Regions from separate parts of the Homo sapiens genome. Here region 1 is linked to region 2. A link is an interaction called in ENCODE POLR2A ChIA-PET data of the cell type or tissue named here. Cell type or tissue: A673. All regions are shown on one strand. Each heading gives the region's core, and the rest is flanking DNA. Links, peaks and the distances in the headings are about the cores only. Region 1 overlaps CCNA1 (cyclin A1). Region 2 overlaps SMAD9 (SMAD family member 9).

The links. Peaks named below come from ENCODE experiments on the same cell type or tissue, not always from the same donor. Only the 100,000 strongest peaks of a DNase experiment are listed, where the experiment ranks them.
Region 1: POLR2A ChIA-PET joins it to region 2 with 14 read pairs; 3 of 35 experiments call an interaction of 5 or more read pairs at or near these places.

The regions. Positions count from the first base shown.
Region 1 is chr13:36,436,324-36,447,766 of GRCh38, reverse strand. CCNA1 (cyclin A1) reads right to left here. Exons shown (of 9, transcript NM_001413923.1): 3 at 9,892-10,138; 4 at 9,576-9,700; 5 at 8,900-9,123; 6 at 7,584-7,788; 7 at 6,536-6,649; 8 at 5,463-5,596; 9 at 4,897-5,153. The coding sequence ends at 5,102. Among named protein-coding and RNA genes, the nearest start is that of CCNA1, 9.6 kb to the right of the region's middle. RefSeq lists an enhancer at 9,079-10,278. In A673, for the core only: no CTCF peak of the experiment used is centred there; no DNase peak of the experiment used is centred there.
Region 2 is chr13:36,841,606-36,853,048 of GRCh38, reverse strand. It overlaps SMAD9 (SMAD family member 9), which reads left to right. Exons shown (of 7, transcript NM_001127217.3): 7 at 4,230-8,218. The coding sequence ends at 4,373. Among named protein-coding and RNA genes, the nearest start is that of RFXAP, 28 kb to the right of the region's middle. In A673, for the core only: CTCF peaks have their summits at 2,068 and 4,286 (motif pointing left); a DNase peak (open chromatin) is centred at 2,048; H3K27ac peaks cover 4,921 bases.

The DNA of each region.
Region 1 (11,443 bases), core at 2,347-10,346, 410 kb after region 2:
CTGATGCACCGTCTCCATTAGCTGAGTCTGCGCTTGATAAAGGGCCAGGATTGGCTGCTCTCCCAGCCTTGGGTACTGTGCAACTTTGCAACAGTCTATGTAATTAAAAGGAATTCCATTTGTTCTACGGCAGCCCAACAGCAGATTTCCTGCTGGGATTGTAGCTTTTGGTATTCTCTTTCTCCCTTTGCTTACAAACCAGAGGGAGAAAAAGTGGTTTTGTTTTTTAATGTGATAGCCCATACGCTGATCATAAAGATGGGATGTCTGCAATGGATGTAAGTCCCTGTCCTACAGGTAATACTTGATATTGCAGGGAAAGAGCAATCAATGTCAAGGGTTAAACCCGGGGAAAGGGGGAAGGATATTTAGGATAAAAAGTTAATAGAACTATAAATCAGTTGAGAACATTTCTGCACTTGCCGTGAGTGGGCTGAAACTGCATAACTATCCACCATTCCCTGGTGTGTTTGTTGCAAAGTGGGAATAGCTCTCCCTTTTACCAGTTAGCTAGTCAAATTTCACAGGTAGCAACAAGTTGATGCAAATAATTGTGTCTTGATTGATGTGAGCAAACACACGGAGATGCTCAGCAGGATATCCAGCCAGACTGAAAGGGAGGAGACAACTAAGGAGAAGCGAGTACCCATCGGCCTGGGCAAACACCTACTCCGGTCAAGTGAATGGGCCCATCAGCTCAGTCAGTCAACTTACCTGCCTCAGAAAACTTCATCTTCTTCAAGAACATTCCATCCACAGACCCTGCTTTGACTCAGTTACCCATGGCCTCCTTCCCAGGTCCTGTGTCCTCATGCTTCTCCCCTCAGGCCTTCTCCCTCATTACTCTGGCTCACTGAGCACTGACCATTTAGTTTTTCAAAACTCACGATCAAGTCCAGGAATCACTGATGAAGGACATATTAAACAATTTGCTGCCTAAAGTCAGTTTCTATTCATCCTGTGATGAATGGGACATCCTCCCTGGGGTAACAAAAACCATCCTAGGAGACCTGGGTCTTGTACATGGGCCTTGCCCTGGAGCCAGGATGCCAGTGGGGCCAAAGGCATGAGCTCTGAGGAGCACCTCCCCCACCTCGGGCCCCATCCCCACAGTCCAGACACACGGAACATAAAGCCTGGCTGTGGCACCAGCAAGGGCACTCTCAGCAAAGAGTATACACGTCCGTTTCCAAGTTTTAGTGGTAAAATGTCTAGATATTTTAACTCTGGTGGCAAAAACATACTGGGAAAACAGAAACTGAACAGTTTGAATATATCCATATAATTTCTAGGGCTTTTGCTCCTGATAAAAGGTTGGCAAATGCTTTTCCTATAGTTCTCTCTCATGGCTCACTTCAATAGGAGCCCCTACGTTCATGATCATGCATGAGTTCCTCAGAAAGGCCTGGATCTGTCTGAAGTCACAGGTTAAAAAGCCTGCAGAGGCAGACAGGTATGGCACTCCCACACCCACAGCCCTGTCTGAACCAATTTCCATTGCTGGCTGACAAGGAGTGGGGTAGGAAGATGTGGGAAAATCAACAGAACAGATAATCATGGTGTAGTCATATAAGACAATACAATAGTATAAATAACTAGGATTCTACTTATTCATATAATCTCAAAAAACAATGCCACCTAAGATCCCTATCACTGAAGGATGTGAGAGTCAATAACCATTACATTTTAAAAACAAACATTATTGTTTATGGACACATTCTTATGATGTATAGTCATGCATCGCTTCACAATGGGGATATGTTCTGAGAAATGCATTGTTAGGCAATTTCATCACTGTGTGAACATCATAGAGTGTACTCACACAAACCTCGGTGGGATAGTCTGCTCCACACCTAGGCTGTGTGGTATGGCCTCTTGCTCCTAGGCTACACACCTCTACAGCATGTTAGTGTACTGAATACAGTAGGCAGCTCTAACACAATGGCAAGTATTTATGTATCTAAACATATCTAAATACAGGTAAGGTACAGTGAAAATACACAGTATTATAATCTTATGGGACCACATCATATACACAAATCATTGTTGACCAAAACATCATTATATGGCACAAGATTGTATAAAAATGATGCACGGATTTGATCAACACCAAATTCAGGGAAGAAAAACAATGAAAAGAAGGCACATGCAGGCTGCTATTCCCTCTGAAACTGGGCGGGAGATACACAGGTGATGGTTATATTTCTATTTTTAGATAAAGTATTTCAGAGACATAAAAAAGCACTAAGAAAGGGAAGTCTAAGATAAGGGTCAGGCCTTCGCAATCAGTGGGTGTGTGTGTTGTGGGATGGAACGGGGTTTGGGCAAACCACTATCAGCAAAGAACATAAAAGTTACGTGTTCAGTCCTATAATATGTTTTTGTAATTGAGTCTAAATTTTGCATTTGGTTTTAGAAACAAAAGCTCCTTTGTAAAATAATTCACAGTGGAGAACCTATTTCTACAAGGTCCCCTCTAGCTGACACAAATCATTGTAAAGTAAGAATACTACCAGTGAAAGAAAATGTTATTGTGTCTGGGTCCACTTCAAAACAAACACACATATCACAGGAAAGTGATCAGCCAATACAAGTGTGTAAAGGATGAGAGGAAGCTTCCCTAGCCAAGTCCAAAGCCTTAAGGCTTGAAAGGGACAAACACAGCACTTCTACCACCAAAACCTTACCCAGAATTGCCCTCAAGCTGGACACAGGTGGCACACACCTTAGTCCCAGCTACTCGGGAGGCTGATGTGGGAGAATCACTTGAGCCTCGGTGGTCGAGACTGTAGTGAGCCATGATTGTCCCACTGCACTCTAGCCTGAGCAACAGAGGGAGACTCCGCCTCAGAAACAAAACAATAAACAAACAACAACAACAAAAAACAGAACTGCCCTCTCCCACTCCCCACTTGGGAGGAAGCAATTTGTCTGTCATCCTTTTGAAGTACAAAAGGATAGTTGGAAAGTTCAGCTTGTTCATGCAGTGAACAGAAACATACATAGTCATATATTAGAATATGAAATAACGAGTTATTAATCATATAACATAAAAACAGAATTCAGTATTAATACAGGTCCTGTATCCCCTTTGTGAACTGTGTGCAATAAATGTCAAAACATTTAGGGAAATAATTTCTTCACTGGACCCAGAAATGAAGACACCTTGAGAATGTTTATCTGCTGGGAAAAAAAAGCAGGGTGGAGGGAATGTTAAAATCTTTTAAGAACTTGTGGGTACTTAAAAATTTTTTAAAGACTTCATAAAATGTGGCTGTATTTTTATGTTTATAATTTCATTAGAGCTTGAAAGAAACAAAATCTGCAGTGAATTTCATCTATATCCATTTCACCAAAACGTGCCTGAGTGTAACCTCTTCTATGTAAAGGAATCTAGAAGACATGGATTTCTTATCTCCTTGAGAGGTTTTGGAGATAGAAAAAGCAAATCATGTCTTCGGGACCGCCCCATGGAGTCCCCTCTCCAGAGGCCCCTCTGCAGAGGCACACATAGCCCAGAGAGCTCAAGAACTACTGGTCCAGGGCAACTAATTTTGGTGATAACAAGAGCACAGTGCAAATTCACATTTAATCCCCAAAAAGCACCACCCACCCTCAAGGCCAAATCTACTCATTTTTCCTTCCAATCTTTAGAAGAAATTCTAAACAATTGTTTTGTTTTCCATTTTACCCATCTTGTAGCCTACGTAAGTGCTGGGCAGACACATTGGCTCACGCCTGTAATTCCAGCACTTTGAGAGGTCAAGGTGGGTGGGTGGATCACTTGAGCCCAAGGGTTTGAGCCCAGGAGTTCAAGACCTGCCTGGACAATATGGCAAAAAAACCCACCTCTACAAAAAAAAAAAAAATACAAAAAATTAGCCAGGTGTGCCGGGCGTGGTAGCTCACACCTGTAATCCCAGCACTTTGGGAGGCTGAGGCAGGTGGAACAGTTGAGCTCAGGAGTTCAAGACCAGCCTGAACAACATGGCGAAACTGTCTCTACTAAAAATACAAAAAAATAGCTGAGTGTGGTGGTGGACACCTGTAATCTCAGCTACTCGGGAAGCTGAGGCAGGAGAATCGCTTGAACCCGGGAGGCGGAGGTTGCAGGGAGCCAAGATCATGCCACTGCACTCCAGCCACGGTGACAAGACTGAAACTTCATCAGAAAAGAGGAGAGGAGAGGAGAGGAGAGAAGAGAAGAGAAGAGAAGAGAAGAGAAGAGAAAACATATATAGATTAGTGAAGTAAACTGTAGATCATGAAAGATCATGAATAATTCAAGCCATACCAAAGCTTAGGGTAGAGGTCTCCCAGGAGACACAGTTGGTGGGTTGGGTTCATTATTCTGATGTTCCTTCCGAAGGTGAAATTTGCTTTTCTACCTCCCAAAGCAAGCATCTTCTAAGACAGAAATATATGCTTAATGGGTGCCTAAATCAAACCTGATCATAGACATAATAGCAGCCCTGTACAAATGAGCATGCTATCCTTGGATTAGAATTAAATGTCAGTGACCTCTAAGAGCTATGTGACTACATTTGGGCCTCAACCCCTGTCTTACTGACTAGGATGGTAGAGTGAAGCTAGAGCAGGCAGCGCATATTCAAATCTCTTCACCCATCTGTCTACGCTGTCCCTTCCTTCCTTTACTAATCTATGGCGAGCTACCTGGGGAATAAAGAGACAGGAAGGAAAAAAGCCTCAAAGCGGCCATTTACCAAACATGAATATCCCTGGATGCCTTGGAATACTTAATCCTAATAGCATGCCACGTTTACAAAACCAGTTTTGAAGAATATTTGAAATAGACATAACACTTTTAATACTCTCAACAAACATTCCAGACGAATATGTCAGCCATGATAATTAGTAAATAAATCTAACACATGGTCATAAGACAAGCAGTTTATTGTTTAAAAAATGTTGGACTATATTACAAACTACTAAAGTCTAAGGGAAACTAAATTCATTTACATTTTTAAAATGTCATCTATATTGTAAACAACATTAGTTGATCCAACGTGCAGAAGCCTATGACGATTATTGGCACTTCTGATATGGAGGTGAAGTTCTGGAAGTGCTTCCATTCAGAAACTTATTGTAGAAGAAGAACTGCAGGTGGCTCCATGAGGGACACACACAGGTACCTGAAACAAGACCCAAAGCAAGGTCAGCACAAGCCAAGGACTTTGGTTTGATAAAATCTCAGGTCACAGAAAACTTTCCAGTAGTTTTAACAGAATGGAAGGAAGGAAGCTGGCTGACTACAAGTATTAAAAGCTGACAAATTATAAATCTAGGTCTTTTCAAATTTATTTGTAAATTTGTACACGTACCCTTACTTTTCCAACCTGGCACCAGATACACAATTTAATCTATTTTTAATCTAGTAACCATTACTATAACCCATTAAGCTTTAAATAGAGAGCTAAGATATGAAAATGTCAGTGACTTACTTTGAAGCCTTGTACTTCTCCCTAATTGCTTGCTGAGGTCGATGGGGTATATCAAGGTACGCTTTATGAAGCTCACTCAGGCAAGGCACAATTTCACTTAATGAATACCCTGTAAATGCAGCAAGGGTTTCTGGCTAATCAAGACAAAAGAAAAAAATTGCTTCACATAACTTTATATTAGATATCCGAAGATAACCAATTTGAAATAAAGGGAATTAGTCCCTTAGTAAATATTCACATTCATCTCGAAAGAGACCAGAACCCCCTTCAGAGATTTTAGATGTAAAATATCAGAAAGAACAGCCAAGGCTCTAAATTTTCTCATATTATAAATTTATAATGCTCAATTTGGGGCTGGATCACTTTTTCCTTGTTCCCTCATGAGTGAAATTTTTACTGGTCCTTATAGAGCCCTGCTTGCCTGACCATTCTATTTGTACACAACATGAAAAATTTTTAGTCAAAACACTGCAGTGCTGGAATAAGAATTACTTAAAAAAAAGTAAAAGAAAATTTTTAAAAAAAGAAAATGCAGCAGAAAAAAACATAAGCATTCATGAAAATAAGGGTAGACACCCCACTTCTTTTAGTACAACAGTGAGCCTTCAGAACCAAACCTAGGGGTCCATTTCTGATGTTGCCACCTTCTTGGGCAAGAGGCAACACTTTACTGCCCTGTTGTCTTGAAAGCCTGAGGTGCAATCTTCTGGCCATCCTAATTGGACCTAGGTTTTTGTTTTTAATATAGAAGGTAAAAGTCAACAACTTTTGCTTGAAGCAGTCAATGATTGTACCTCAAGGGCCCTCCCTGAATAACAGTGGGCACTGAGGTTCCCAGGCCTGCTTCTGTTGAAGGAGCATGTGATGCTGTCTCCTTGACTTCCTGCAATCTCAGTCCTCATAGAGTGAAGCCATTGAGTCAAAGCCATCATGACTGACCTGGAAGACTCAGTGGCATGTTGTGGTCTGCTGTCAAGTTGACCAGATCCTTATTAAACTAACTTGCCCTCATAAGAGGCAAGCCCATTCTAGATAGACCTTGAATTTCATCTAGAAAGAAGTTAGAATCTTACCCAAAAGTGCTTGTTCACAGTATAGTTTGCCAGGCAAAAAGCTGCTGCAGCTATCAGTGAAGGAAGATATTTCAAGAATGGATCTGCTTCAAGTAGACTCAGCTCTGCTACGTACTAAGCACAAGAGAAGAAAACACATTGGAATTAGAAATGTGACTAAGGTCACAAGTAAGCCTGGAAATGGCAAGGAAATAAATGGTATCTTATCTTTGTTCAGTCGGCATCTACAAAAATAGATGCTCAAAATTACTTACTGGGTTAGTAATTGGTATGCCTGTCTATAACAACAGTAACATTTATGTTTTGGTAAAATGTCAATACAAAAGTATTTGGCCTACTCAAAGTATAGGTGATAGGTTACTTTTCTTATGCTAATAGTTTAGGTTTATGCTGAGATAAAGTGGTACTGCTCTGGCAGCTGGAATTGGAACAGAGATTTTAGCCAAAAGACAAAAATATTAAAGCTATTAATCTATCAGGCAGTTCAGAGACTAGGACAGCACCAGTGGGAATATCTCATATTAGAAGAAACATAGTAAAACATGTGGACATCCTTATTACCCTTTGCACAGCACATAAATACCAGATATCCTAGATTATGGTCACTGGAAACCCAGTTGACCAAAGCAATACTTCAATGCCTTCAACTAAAGTTCTGTAACTCCAAACAACCAAATAATGCTCATTACTTAATATATTAGGATGAGACTAAAACCTTATTAAACTAGATTTACTTTGTTCCCACTCTATAAACCTAGGAGGTTTTGCTTGTATGTGGTCTGTATCCAATAAGAGAACAGTTTCCAAGCTTAAATTTTTAAATAGTTGGGTGATTAGACAACCCGTGCCTGCCAAATATAGTCAATAGTAATGCCTTATAACCAAAAGCTGGGTTCTTAAAATTAGCTCTTTTTCAGCACTGGAACAGTTTTTCTGGGCCTGTGGGAAGAAAACTGAAAAGGAAAAAAGAACTGAAGGATGATTGGGAAAGGTTGATTTTTACGCTCCTTGGCACTGGAAGTTCCTAGAAATCACGCGGCATACACACCTTAGCCAGGTTCTCAGTCCTGACGCACACTCCTTGTCGCCTCAAGTACTGAAGGAGAAACTGGTTGGTGGTTGGTACTGTCAGATCAAAAGCTAGAACTTTCAGAAGCAAGTGTTCCATTTTTAACAGTTGTCGTTTTGTGTATGTATCATCGGTGATATAGACAAACTCGTCTACTTCAGGAGGATATATCTCTTCATATTTCCTGGGAAAGGAAGAGTTTTCAGAAGTAAAACTTAGAACCTTTGGCTCTACTCCTGTGCTACCATAAGCCACGCCTCTCCGCATGGCCCTTGCAGACTTACTTTGCAGCCACATATCCACTTAAATACCACTAAATGACTCAGGGCTATGAAAGTACTAGGAGCTTGTTTCTGGACCAAGAACATGATTATCACAAGGATAGGTTATATTTACTGCTAGGAGTAGTAACAGAAACAATTTCCAACCAAGAATTTTAGGTTTGGGCCTGTGATACACTGAAAGATTCTGAATGACAGACACTACAGGTAAATTCCTACACATTCTACAGACCTCAAATCACTTCATAGAAAAAAGTGTTAAGATCAACACAGTGATAGAAACAAACTCCACAGGCCTCTAGTTTTTAAAAAGATGCTGTTCAACTTTGTCCACTGAATTAGCAAATGATGCTTATAGCCAAGAGACATAATGATATAATTTCACTATGATCAATTCTTTCCTTCTGCCTTTGTTTCTACTTTCTTTAGGGGAATTTTGGCAAGTTTTTCTGCATTAACAATAGAATGTTTGAGACCAGAAGAACAGAAAAGAAACTACCACTCAGCAACAGGTCACTTAAAGGTAGCTCAGCCACAACCCAGCTCTCTTTTCCCACACAATTAGGTACTTTCATGAATGAATGATAGTAACAGGAACCAGTTGAAGTAGTTTATTCACTGTAACCAAATAAACCTGTTATTATGGGTCATTTGCTAGATCATGAAGATAGCTTTTTGTAACCACACTGTCTTTAAATAGGACTTAATAGATAGGAAATAGCAAAAAGACTACACTGCAAAATAGTTAAATTAGATCCTGAATTTGAGATGATGGCTGCCTTAGTCATGACACTGAACTTGTTGCTATAAATCATAACCAGGTGATTGAAGAGTAAACATGTGGTAAGTTTCAGTTTCTCAGTCAATCCTGTGAAGAGGATGATCTTTTATCAAAGGACACATGACTAGTTTTAATTATCAAGCATTGCATTTCTTCAATAAGAAATAGAGGACAAAAATTCCATGTTTTGACAAGTGATAGTTTCATATTATGCAAGCTGAAAGAACACTTACGAAGCCAAAAGCATAGCTGCTGTTCCTACGAGCTGCAGTTTCCCTCTCAGAACAGACATACATGAAAGGAACCTGTCCAGGAAGTTGACAGCCAGATACAGGGTCTCTGCTCGAAGTTTATATTCTTCCCCAACCTCCACCAGCCAGTCCACCAGAATCGTGCGCATGCCTTCCGTGATGTCTGGCTGCTTCTTCATGTAGTGTGCTTTGGGTCTGTGCCTTATCTGATTGGGAAAAGGTTTTGATATTTAGTAGTTGCAATTTCAGAAAGATCATTCCACAATATAGTTGCTATTTAAAAATCTCACAAGCAAAGGTTGGAAAGATTCTGATCAGAGCCAAATAAATCTTTATCATAACAAGGAAGAAAGTGTAAATTTCTGGTTCTGTAAAGTAATTGGTTAGCAAATTAACCTGGGGTTGGGGGGGCAGGGGAGAATGGCAATATGAATTATTCCTAAGAGTGAAATATTTAACATATAAACCCTTTGAATCATGTAGAAATAGTCCAAGCAATTGCGACTTGCCATCACAACTATTATTTTTCATAGATATTCTTATGTTTAGCTGGCATAAGAGTGCCATTCACTAGTGGTTATGGACCAAGAGTTTATAATTTATCTTAGTAATAAGAGCTCGGGTCCTGAAGATTGAAGTAGAAGGTGGGAAAACTTACTTCAGCTTCCCTAAGGTACTGATAAATTTCTTCAGCATATTCAGTCACATTTATCACATCTGTGCCAAGACTGGATATATCTTCAGACTGGGAGAGGAGAGATGAATCTACCAGCATAGGGGAAACTGCAAGAGTTCAACACTGTCAGATAACTCATTTAATTTAAACATTTGTTCAATCCACTAACCCTCTACAGGCAGTTGTGAATACAGTTATTACTTGCTGTTTTTCTCTTGCTAGTTACTAGCTATTGAATGCTGCAGGCAGTTATAAATACAGGGTACCATCAGCCATCAACCATAGGCAAGTCAGTTACCTGTGTTGAAATCCAGCAGGAAGTGCAGGTCTGACTTGAGTGTGCCGGTGTCTACTTCATACACATCCTCAAATGCCATCCCCTCTCTGACCGAGCAGCTGTCTCTGTCCCCCTGCTCTAGTTCATCCATGTAGATGTCAAACCCTTGCTTGGGGGGCTCTTGGACCCCACAGTCAGGGAGTGCTTTCTTTCCAGCTGGAGGGAAGGCATTTTCTGATCCAGAATAACACCTGATTCTTGTGATCCCCTAAAAAACGTTTAAATCTTTTGTTAGAGGCCACGTCAAAGACCACAGAGGCAATGTGAACCTGCATGACTCAAACCAACAGCCTGGGAAGGTAAGATACATTCTAAACTGAAAAATCTATGTCGGCAATTTAATTCCAAAAAAAAAAGGTCTTCAAAAGTGTAATTTTTCCCCCCTTATCTTTGTCTACATTTGATATTTGGAGAAAGAGCTACCTAAAATTTTAATCTACCTCACATATGTATCAAAGGAAACTCAAGATTGTAGAAAAAAGAAAACCTATAGCTCTCTTCCAAAATGAAATGGGTACCACATATAAAGGGAAAACTGTAAATTGGCTTTCATATTTATAGCATCATGAGATTTTATAAGTAGTCAGCATAACTCTTGATGCAGTGACTGAGTTCCTACAATTCCCCTCCTTAAATAAATAACTTTTTAGCCAGAAGGCCCCTATAATGTTTCCATTTTATATCCACTTATTAAGAAACACGATTTTGGAAACTGATGCTGCTAAATTCTCTTACAAGCCACAGAACCTTTACGTATGACATAATGCATTTACTCTTGGGGAAATTTCTTAGTCACTTCTCCTTTTTCTCTATTCTTATAACATGAACAATGGGAACAACTGTGGTGCCGCCACAGTGAACAAGCATAATGCATCAAACACTGTTGCATATTAAGGTGAGCCATGCCAGATGGCATGAATGTCAGCTGAATCAGGGCAGGTGGGCAGCTCTATGAACCTGAGCTATATTTACGCAAATGCCAGCTCTGTCTACCACATTAACATTTTGTTTATAATGTATCTTGGTGTGTACTGTTGAAGGCTACTTCTAAGTTAGTAGGTGGTTCCATAACTCTCCCTTTTATTTATCAAGTTAAATAGGTGACTTATGTCTGTAAGAAAACGAACACTTATGGTAGTAATTGGGGGGAAATCACAAAGACAACAAAGAGTCACAATCATAAGTTACTGTAACCAGATAACCAAGTTACTGCGAAGTTTGACTCTTGCTACAACCACAGCTCCAAGTTACTGCCAGGTTTGACTCTTGCTACATAGATACTGTGTCCATAGGCTGGGACATATATTTAATAAACAAATATTTACTGAGTATCTACTATGTGCTAGAAGCTTTTCTCGTGCCCAGAATTTAGCAGTGAACAAAATGTTTAAAAAGAACTACCTTGATGGAGTTTATATTCTAGTCTGTGGAAGAAGACTGAAACAAACTAGAAAAGACACAGTAGGAGCAAACAGAGCAGAGTGAGACAGTCATATAGGCCATGAGGACAGAA
Region 2 (11,443 bases), core at 1,841-9,840:
TCCCAAAGTGCTGGGATTACAGGCGTGAGCCACCGCGCCCAGCCCAAAACCAATTTTTTTGAATTCTATTGTTTTTAGGAGGAGTTCCTCTTTGAGTATAAACTGTCTTGTTTAGCAATTATATGAAAATTGTTACACATTACTTTTGAGGAAAAACAAGGTGGCTATTTGATTGTTTTTAATGCAGATGATAAAGTAACAACAGTAATTTTACAGGACTAGTGCAACAGAGATTTTTTCCATCCTTCCAATTGCCAAGCACTGTTATCACTCAGTGAATGTTGGTGAATTTATCTGAATTCAGTAAGATACTCTCCTTACTCTTAGAAAGCATACAGGCACATGGAGGAGATAATATTTATGAATAAGCTACAAAAATAGGCAGGGTTGGTTCTAATACAAGATAATAAACTAAGTAGTGTTATAAAGGTATAAACAATTTGGAATAGAAACGGGTGTGATTAATTCAGAGAGCAGTATATGTTCTGTTGATGAATATTTGTTGAATTTCTCATATCGAATCTTATTAAGGTTGCTATGAAGGCTGGAGAACCAAGGAAGTTTCTTAGTGGGAAGGAAAGACAACTGGGTTTGTATATGGAAGTGAAAGCCTTCAGTTTCATCACCTGCTATTTTGTCTGTTGCAAAGTACTCGCAAATGAGTCTAGTATTTCAAAATATGGGCTTATCAAAGTATCGGGGTATGTGTGACAGTTTTCTTACTGCCATGATTCCATCCAGGGAATCAGCATGGCTTGTTCCAGGCATTTTTTTCAAAGTAAATTTTATTAGCACTTTAAAATTACCATGACAAATAATTTTTCTATACTCAAATTATGTTTTTATTATCACTTTAGTAATTATTTAAAAAGTAAGAACAATATAGTTTCCAATTTTAAAAAACAGCTGCTTGAAATTATTTCTCTTTCATGGTGACAAAGCAGTTTCATTCAAATTTAGTGTTTTGAAAGCATATATTATAAAGTTATATTAACAAATAACTTCGAAATCTTTTCAAATGTTCTGTTGCTTTAGAAACGGCAGAGGGCATCATTTGAATCATACAGTTTTTTTTTTTTCCGGGTCTGTGTTTTTAAAATTAGGATGAAATGCCAATATCTCATAGGTAATTATTTCACTCTGATTAAATATAAGCTTATATAGAAATCTGATTTTCCTAATAACTAGATACATTTCTCAGATAGGCAGCATTTACATTCATAAAGCTACACAATTGACACAGAAGACAAACTGTTCCTAATACTGCAGGAACTTTTAAAATAAATACATAGTAAATATAACTATAGATCATTTTTTTTTAACATTTGAGATGAGCAGCTGTAGCTACCACTGGGCTGATGGATCAGATCTCTTTAAGGTTTCTTTCAGCTCTGATTTTTACTGATTCTAGGACTTAGTCAGTCAACAAATGTTTATTGAGCACCTGCCATGTGCAGGCCAGGCACGTGGGACATGCCAATGTTTACTCACAGATCTCTGACCTCAGGGAACCAATATTCTAGGAAGGAGAGATGGATAATAAACAACAGCCAAAACACAGAAGAAGGATGGAAAGAGAAAGTCTGGGGGCAGGGTGAAGGGAATTGGAGCACGGGGGCAGTGGAGTCATCTGCACATGAGGGTGGGCCTCATTGAAAAGGTGACAGGTCAGCAGAGACTGGAAGGAGACATGGAGCTAGGCCCAGGGACCCCTGGAGGAAGAGCAGAAGAAGAGGGAAGAGCAAGGCAACAGCATACACCTGGAAACTCTGAAGAGCAGGCAGGCCAGTGTGGCTGGGGCCTAATGAGCAGGGGAAGTGAGATGAGAGCAGCCGCAGGGAACCATAGCAAGGCCTCCTGAACCTCTGCTACGAGTTCAGCGGTGACTGTAAGGAGGTGGCGAGCTTTTGCAGGGATCAGAGCAGAGCATTTTCATGATCTAACTTCTATTCTTAAAGGATCGCCCTGCCTGCTGTGTGGAGGATAGATATTATACAGGCAAGGTTGCAAGTAGGGAAACCACTTAGGAGGCTATAGTAATAGTCAGGTGAGAGTCGCCCCCACCTGGAGGGATCCAGTACAGCTGTGAGAAGTGGAAGGATTCTGAATTGTGAAGGCGGATCAGGCGTGGGAGAAAAAGAGGAAGATGAAGTTAGTTGCCTTCAATCAAGATGGAGAAGACGCAGGTGTAATTGAGATGTCCGTTGCATTCAAGTGGAGTTGCTGAGTAGCCAGTTCGATATAAGAGTCTGGATTCGGGGAGAGAGGTTTGGGCTTGAAATACAAATTTGGGAATTGTCTGCAAAGGGACCGTATTTAACTCCCTAAGTGTGGATGAGAACACCAAAGGTTTGAGTTTAAACTGAGAAGAGCCGGGCGTGGTGGCTCATGCCTGTAATCCCAGCACTTTGGGAGGCTAAGGTGGGTGGATTGCTTGAGGTCAGGAGTTCAAGACTAGCCTGGCCAACATGGCAAAACCCCATCTCTACTAAAAATACAAAAATTAGCCAGGCGTGGTGGCGCGTGCCTGTAATCTCAGCACTTGGGAGGCTTAGGCAGGAGAATCGCTTGAACCTCGGAGGCAGAGGTTGCAGTGAGCTGAGATCGCACCATTGCACTCCAGCCTGGGTGACAGAGCCAGACTCCATCTCAAAAAAATTAAAATAAATAAATAAGAAAGGGGGCTCTAGGACTGAGCCCTGGGACACTTCAACATTTAAAGATGGGACAGAAGGGACAGAATCAGCAAAGAAAACTGAGAAAGACCAACCAGTGAGGTAGTAATAAGACCAAGAAGTGTGGTGCTTTGGAAGCCGAGAAAAGACAGTGCATTGATGAGAGGATGTGATGAACTAAATCAAATGCTGCCCACATAACACAAAGGCTGAGAGCTGATCATTCATTTTAACAATATGAAGGCCTTTTTTGATCTTGACAAGAAAAGTTTTGTTGGCGGCTGGGGTGAGATGATGATCAGAATGGATTTAAGAGAGAATGGAAGGAGACAAATTGAGATGGCTAGTATGGATGACTCTTCTGAGGGTTTTTGCCAGAAATGGGATAAAAACATAGGGCAGTAGCTGGTGGGGGGTGGAGAAGTATCTTGAAGGTGGAAGACATTTCAGTGTGTTCATATGTTGACGGGAATGATATAGTAGACGCAAAAGATTGCAGGAGAGAAGGGGAAGATTTGCTGGAATGATGTCTCTGGGAAGGCAGGTCTGAGAGTGCATTAATGGGTGGACCAGCTTATTTGGAAACACAAATAATTAATCTGTGGTAAGAGGTAGAAAGGCCAAGTATGTGGATGCAGGTCCTGTGGAAACTTATTTCTGATGTATTCATTTTTCTCATTAAAATACAAAATAAATATCAGTTGCAGGTATGGACAGGGAAAAAGGGGTTGCAGGTTTTAGTGGGGAGGAGCGATCACCTAGGAGGGGGACATGAGAGAAGGGACTGGGGGGTGGGTTGTGACTGCCGGGGACATCACAGGTCCACTTGAGGTTCTCAGTCATGAAAGTAAAATGTGATCAGGCAGCATGGTTGTGTTGAAATCCAAGTTTTAAAAAACTCTACAGAGAATCACTGCTCCCAGTCACAGAACTGATTTACTTGGCTGTGATCTCCCTTCATTTTTAAATATCCTTTCATTGATATATAACATATAGAGAAAAATATGCAAATTAAAAAAAAAAATTTTAACTGTCTCTCCTTTGAATGGTGATAAAAGGGAAATTGCCAGTTGAACTAGAGAGAGAGAGAGAGAGAGAATAAGCAAGCTTTGATAATGAGCCCTGAAAAACCAAGAGCGCCTTCCAGTTCTGTCTTTACCACTTTCAGGTCCAGTCACTGGTCTGCAGTAACCATTTTGTGCAAGACACTGTCCTGGGCATGAAGGGGTGAACAAAAGGTCAAGTTTCTTCCTTTGTGGAAGGGAAAATGATTTTTCAGTGCTTCCCGTGTGACTGGAGTGCCAGAACCTCTCTAGATCCGAGTATTCAGTTGTGAACCCTGAGGGAATGCACTGATTTGGATTCATCTGAAGGCATCTGGTTGGTGTGAGAGTTGACCTGTGTTTACAGGAAGGTAGAGGCCATGTTCTCTCCCTCTCAGGTCTCAGGAGCTACGCTGGGGTGTGGGCTCTGTGCCCCGCTGAGCTCTGCCTGGGGCTCTGGAGGCTGAGTGTAAGTGTGGCACCATCACTCAGCTCCTTTCTTGTTTTTCAGGGTTGGGGTGCTGAGTATCATCGCCAGGATGTCACCAGCACCCCCTGCTGGATTGAGATTCATCTTCATGGGCCACTGCAGTGGCTGGACAAAGTTCTGACTCAGATGGGCTCTCCACATAACCCCATTTCTTCAGTGTCTTAACAGTCATGTCTTAAGCTGCATTTCCATAGGATAGAGGCTATTGCAGGGAGTGGCTTGTATCATTTCAGATTTGCAACTGAAGTTTCTAAAAACATGTGTAAATACATAGAATGTATACTGTTCTTATTTTTTTTAATCACCGTTTGTTTTGTGCTTTCTAGTTAACCTGATGCCAGTACAGTGCAATTGGAAAAGCAGGACTTTGGTGCCTGTGCTATAAGCAGCAGATTTTGTGGGAGGAAACACTTGAGAGGCGATATTGTCAACAGTATTTGAAGGGTGTTAGCAGAATAAAAGACAGCTTTAGTCAGCCGTGTCATTATAAAGCATGTTGTGTGGCCTCACAGAAACATTGAAACTGTTTATACAGCAAAAGTCAGGTATTAGCAGCACTAAAGCAAATATCACTCAGATGAAACAAAGCAGTGAAACCCCTACAGTTTAAATGATGTCACTTTTAGTGCTGTTGGCAAGAAAAAAAAAACAACAAACTTGTACAATGAATTAATGAGATAGGCCATAGAAACTTTATTTCTAAGGTTGACATACCTATAGCTGGGCTCCTGTGCTCATATTCAGTGGTACATTTTAAACAAACTGTGATCGGAAAAGAAAAAAAACTGTGAAGCCAAAAGTCATGTTCCCTCAGTCTACCACTGTAAAAACAGAGTCTAATATGGGAAAATAAATATGAAAATAGCATGAAATGCTGTTTCCCAGATTGCAAGATAAGACCAGAACTTGGTCCAAGAGCCAGCCACCCAGGGAGACTCCTGCTTTCCACAGAGGAGACCAGGTTCCTGTCGTGCTGGTTGTTCGTGTCAGGCAGTCCTGCAAACTTTGAGTCTGCGCAGCGTGCCAGAATAGCTTGTGTTTCAGTCCTGTGTCAAGAAGCAGGTGAAACCAAAGGTTGGAGAAAAGCATCACACGTCGACTTACACTTTCTCATTTCCCACGTTCCAGTCTCCTGGGAAGGGCACTCTTTCGCCACGTTTTCCTGCCTCTTGGCAAATATTAACTCTTTGCAGATCACTAAAGCAACAGTAAAGACTTTGAGAAAATCTAGACACATTATTGGATCAATGAGTTATTTAACCTAGTGTCTAGTGATTATCTAACCTGGAAATAAATTCCCAAGGAAAGTGATAATAATTTCATAATCATCTGCAATTTCTGGGGAACAGTGGTACTGAATAATAAGACATCTTTTAAAAATATACACAATATTAAAAACCTGTTCTTATTTTACTTTAGATGAGGGAGGAAAATCCCCCAAATTTCTAGGTACTTTCATATATATACTTGCCATGCACTAAACACTGCATTGCTTGGAAAAATATTTCACACCCTCTTTAAAAATGTACAATTTAAGATGGCAGTTATGCTTGTAACAGACAGCACTTCAGTAATCCAAGAAGTTTCTTCATTTATACATTTTATCTCAACTCTTTCTAGCATTAGTGCACATGGTAGTTTTTCTAATTAAATTGTATTCAAGGTAGAAATGATCATGTGAGAAAGATATATGATTGAGCTACTACTGTCACCTCTTACAGTTACTAGTGTTAGCTAATAGAAACTTTCATATATACACATAGAAAAGAATTATTACATTTTACATTGAAAAATGTAATATATGGCCCATGTAGTGTATAGAAAAATCTGTAGTTTATTGGTTCATCAACTATGTATTGTGCACCTACCTATGGGTGTCAGGTACAATGTTAGGTACTGTAGAATCAAATGTAAATAAGAGACAGTCCCAGCCCTCAGGGAGCCGAGAACCTAATAGTGAATCTGTTTGTACAGACATCTTCATGTTTCAGAACTTTTAAAACAAAACAAAATAATGTAATCTATCATCTTTTGCTTGAAAGAATGTGATTGATTTCTTATCTCTGTTTTGAAATTATTTCCTTACTCTTCTGCAAAGTCAGGTAATGGATTCCTTGTATAAATGCTACTTTTCTTCCATGTCTCAAAGTTGTTTTTTTTCCTCCCCTTTCTTCCCTGTTTTCCAATAATTCTCCATGTCCCCTTTTCTTAGAAAAGGCATTAATATGGTGAATCTTGTATGGGAACCATTCCATGGGAGAACTTCAACACAGTTTTTGCTCCAGAGATCAAACATAGCTTTCGTGATCTCTCTACCAGCTATCTAACTTATCCTCTGGTAATCTTTTTTTTTTTTTTTTTTTTTTTGAGATGGAGTCTCGCTGTGTCACCAGGCCAGAGTGCAGTGGCGTGATCTTGGCTCACTGCAACCTCTGCCTCCCGGGTTCGAGTGATTCTCCTGCCTCAGCCTCCCAAGTAGTTGGGACTACAGGCTACCACGCCCAGCTAATTTTTATATTTTTAGTAGAGACGGGGTTTCACCATGGTAGCCAGAATGGTCTCTATCTCTTGACCTTGTGATCCGCCCGCCTCAGCCTCCCAAAGTGCTGGGATTACAGGCGTGAGCCACTGCGCCCGGCTTCCTCTGGTAATCTTACACCTTTACAGAATTAATCTAAACTGGTGGCTCATAAATGACATTAAAAACAAAAAAAAAATCTGGATGCAGTGGCTCATTCCTATAGTCCCAGCACTTTGGGAGGCCAAGGCGGGAGGATCATCTGAGCCCAGGAGTTTGGGGCTGTAGTGAACTATGATCATACAACTTCATTCTAGCCTGGGTGACAAAGTGACACCCTGTCTCTAAACAAAAATCAAGAAACAAAAAACTTGTATTTCCCTGCAGCTTTGGGAAGCCAGAACACAATATTGCAGTGAATCTGAATTTTCTGTGACAAATAAATTATTAAATTGGCACATATGATCATCACCAGTCATGTCTCATCAAAAGCCTTTATTATGATGCTTGTACATTTTGAAGAATTTAGAATTAATGAGAAGTTAACCCTTTAGTCATTGTAACACAATCATATTTTAATCAGCTTTTTCTTTTGCTACCAAGAGTTTCAAAAAATAAATGCAGTATTTGATTTCAGGCTGCTAAATGGGCTCATTTAGCATTCATTCCTTGATGTAGACATTAAAAAAAAAACTGAATAGCATTCTTTCCAGGATAACTAATAAAGCAGACATGCTAAGCCTATAAATACATCAGCACTGCAGCACACGTTTAAGGTTGCCACGGACAAGGATCACACAATAGAGAACACTGTAGTAACATTTCGGTCTGCTCACAAGACCCAGAACATTGATCAGTTTTTGTTGTTGGTTTATTATTTTTCTGTTAAAAAATTGTGAAAAGTTTGTTTTAGCTAGATGATATTTTAATAGCTGCGAGTGCTTTGGAACTATAAAGATGTCACTACTTAACACATATACCTTATGTTTTGTTTTGTTTTGTTTTACACTCAGTATAAATCAGGAGAAGTTAGCCAACCATCTAGCATTTAGAATCCTCTTTTTTATTGTCTTCTAAGGATATGGATGTTCCCATAACAGCAACAAAACAGCAACAAAAACATTTCATAAATATCACTTGATAGACTGTAAGCACCTGCTTAACTTTGTGTCCCAAATATTTAGTGTGTATATATATATATATATATACACACACACACACATATATATTCAACAAATAAAGCAAAATATAACATGCATTTCACATTTTGTCTTTCCCTGTTACGATTTTAATAGCAGAACTGTATGACAAGTTTAGGTGATCCTAGCATATGTTAAATTCAAATTAATGTAAAACAGATTAACAACAACAAAGAAACTGTCTATTTGAGTGAAGTCATGCTTTCTATTATAATAACTTGGCTTCGGTTATCCATCAAATGCACACTTATACTGTTATCTGATTGTTTATAATAAAGAATACTGTACTTATATGTCTTTTGGCTCATTTTTCCTGTAAACCTCATAGAAGATTCACTGTATGTGGGTCTGCAGCTCCTTAAGTCAATTAATTTTAAACCATTCTATTTTGAAAATGGGATGTTAAATTCCACATGCTATAGAGAAATTAGGTAGTGGTTTTGAATTAAACACCTTAGAATAACCGTCATGAAGTATAGTTCTTGAAGATACTTCACAGTAACTTTAGAAAGGATATATGTAGAACCTTTTTCTGGATAGTAGCAAATACGTGATATTGCAGTATATAGGAAAGAATGAGCACTTTCATTATTGTAAACATCTGTACATTGCTACAGATTGCCTATTAGAAAGGTGCTAAAAGGCAACTGGTGAGGGAAAACTAAGATGAAATCCAAAGAAATATGAACACATCATCTAAAAATGTAAATTCTCAATTCCTTTCATCTAAATTTCCTTCTAATCTTAAAAAGGAAGGGGAAACTCTATTACCTATAAGCAGCTTTCTTATTTACTTGATCAGAGTTGTCAATTTTTTTAACGAAATGGAGCTCTGTATTCAAAAAAAGTGTTTTGTGGAACTCCAAAATAAAAACACATGAAAGATATGCCTGTTTAGATCCTGGTGGGGACCGTGAAGCCTCCAGTTTACACTGTAAGTTTCTGGAGAGCAGTGATTGTGTCTTGTTTGTCTCCCATGGTTCCCGACCCTGTGCTTGCATCTAATATTTGGTATTGGCATTTCAAACACGAATACACATTCTTTAAACATATCATGGTACAGACATAAAATACTGTCTTTAAACATCAGCCCGTCTTAGAGAAGAAGTATTTTCATCATCCTAGACTCCTTATATTTACTTGTCAGATAGTTCTTATGCATCAGCAGGCACTGTAGATACAATGACAAAGTTTCTACTTTTAAGGAGCTTACCATTTTGTGGAGAAAGGTGAACAAGTAAACCAATAATAAGCAGTGTGCTGTCAGCTGTGACAAGCTGCTGGGACCACCGAGTGACATCTACATCAGGCCCTGGGTGAGTACCAGGGAAGGCTTCTGGGCCGATCCAAGTTGCCATCCTTCACGGCAGTTCTCTTAGTAAATCATCCCAGGCATTCCTAAAGCAGGTTAGTGCCTGCTGTCTGTGTTCCCATAATACTTTGTGCCCATCAATGGTCAGTATCAGTTCCTGCACCCCACTGTTGTTTACTTATCCATCTTTCTGCCAGGCTGGGATGTCTTTAAGGACAGGGATTCCATTTATTCATTTTCAGCATTTTCCAGCTACTGTTTGTTTAGAAAGGCTTTTGGGGATCACATTGTAAAGGCAGAAATGGTAGTTATTTTTAGCTCTTTCTTTAAAAATATCCGAAAGTATTTAGCTTCTCCTTTCAAAATAAAAAGCATTGCCAGTCCGCAGTCCGGCCTGGGCGACAGAGCGAGACTCCGTCTCAAAAAAAAAAAAAAAAAAAAAAAAGCATTGCAGGCCTCCAACTGCATATCACGTAACCATGCACAGCAGATAGGGATCAGAAAAGCGTGCTTGTGATTTATTTTGGAAATAGTTATCCAGCTGCATAGCAGTAGCAAGGAAAAGTAGTTTTAGCAATTAAACAGTTAAAATTGCTTTTATTCTAAGTATTTATTTTCACAATGTGAATTTGAGTATGAGAAGCATAAAGAATTTTGATGTTATAACACCAAGTTAACAGACACTAATTCTGAAAGTTTACCTCCGCATGATCACTGATGGTTCCATTATTTGCATACATCTAATAAAAATGTTAGGCAAGGCCTCAGAATGACTCTTAATCTAAATGCCAATGTTAAATGGAGTAAATATAAGGAAAATTATATTCAGTTTGGTTTTTAAGCCAAAGAGAATTCACACCTGCAACGTGTTCTTTGAAGAGAACGCTTGCAAGTGGCAGGCTAACTTCTCTCTAGTCTCATCATTTAGGAAGGAAAAATTATCAAAACAGGCCAGGAGCGGTGGTGGCTCACGCCTGTAATCCCAGCACTTTGGGAGGCTGAGGCGGGTGGATCACCTGAGGTCAGGAGTTCGAGACCAGCCTGGCCAACATGGTGAAACCCCGTCTCTACTAAAAATACAAAAATTAGCTGGGCGTAGTGGAAGGTGCCTGTAATCCCAGCTACTCAGGAGGCTGAGGCAGGAGAATCGTTTGAACCCAGGAGGCGGAGGTTGTGGTGAGCCGAGACCGTGCCATTGCACTCCAGCCTGGGCGACAGAGCGAGACTCTGTCTCAAAAAAATAAAAAATTAAAAATAAATAAAAATCATCAAAATAATCCATTGATATTTAAGCATAATTTCAAATATTCTGAACATCATGCTGTAAAAGTGTTTTGTCTTTTTTGATGCCATAACAGCATATACTTTCTTATACATTCGGTCTTCAAGCTAAATACAATACCATTTTACAATTCATTTGTTAACACACTTGCTTTTCTTGACCCAATTATTTTAAAACAAATTAAATATAGCCCATCACTAAATGAATGTGGAAAGTGAAATTTGTCTTAATAAATACTGAAGGGTATACTGAAATGATTATAGTACAATGTTTGAAACATGTTGATATGCAATAAAATATTTTAAACAAAATCATTTCTTTCATACACCATGAAAAAATGTTAAATTGATTTTTTTCTAAGGGAGTTTGTGAGATTATAGATTACCGTGAAAGGGGTTTGCAAACAAAAGTTGGCAGAGTTCCTATTTGTTTCTCCTGGTTTGGCATAAAAAGGAAATACAAAGCTCAGTGCTGAAGGACAAGAGAGGGCTCTTCAACTTGCTGAAGGAGTGGAAAAGAACTAAAAGGAATGGAAAGAACTTTTGTGAAACAATGATCCATTGGCATTATACCATATAAATCATGATGGCTTGACATAAAGGAGAGAGGCAGAAATAGGCAGGAGCTTGGAGGTAAAGGGTTTTGCATACTAAACTGAGACATTTGAACTACAGGTTCTTAAATCTACAATGACAATTTAAAGCATTGCTACTAGTTACTTTAAAAAGCAACAGTCTATGATAGACCCTCCTTGGGGCCCCCTGAATCATGATCCCCCCATCCTTGCTCCAGACATGCTACAGATTGCTTTGGAAAATCATGTTGGAAGACATCTGAGAATTTGGGAGTTTAAGGCTCCAAATTGTCCCACTGCTTATAAGCTTTATCTCTACGAGTTTGGTTGAGGTTTAGAAAGCTTTGGGT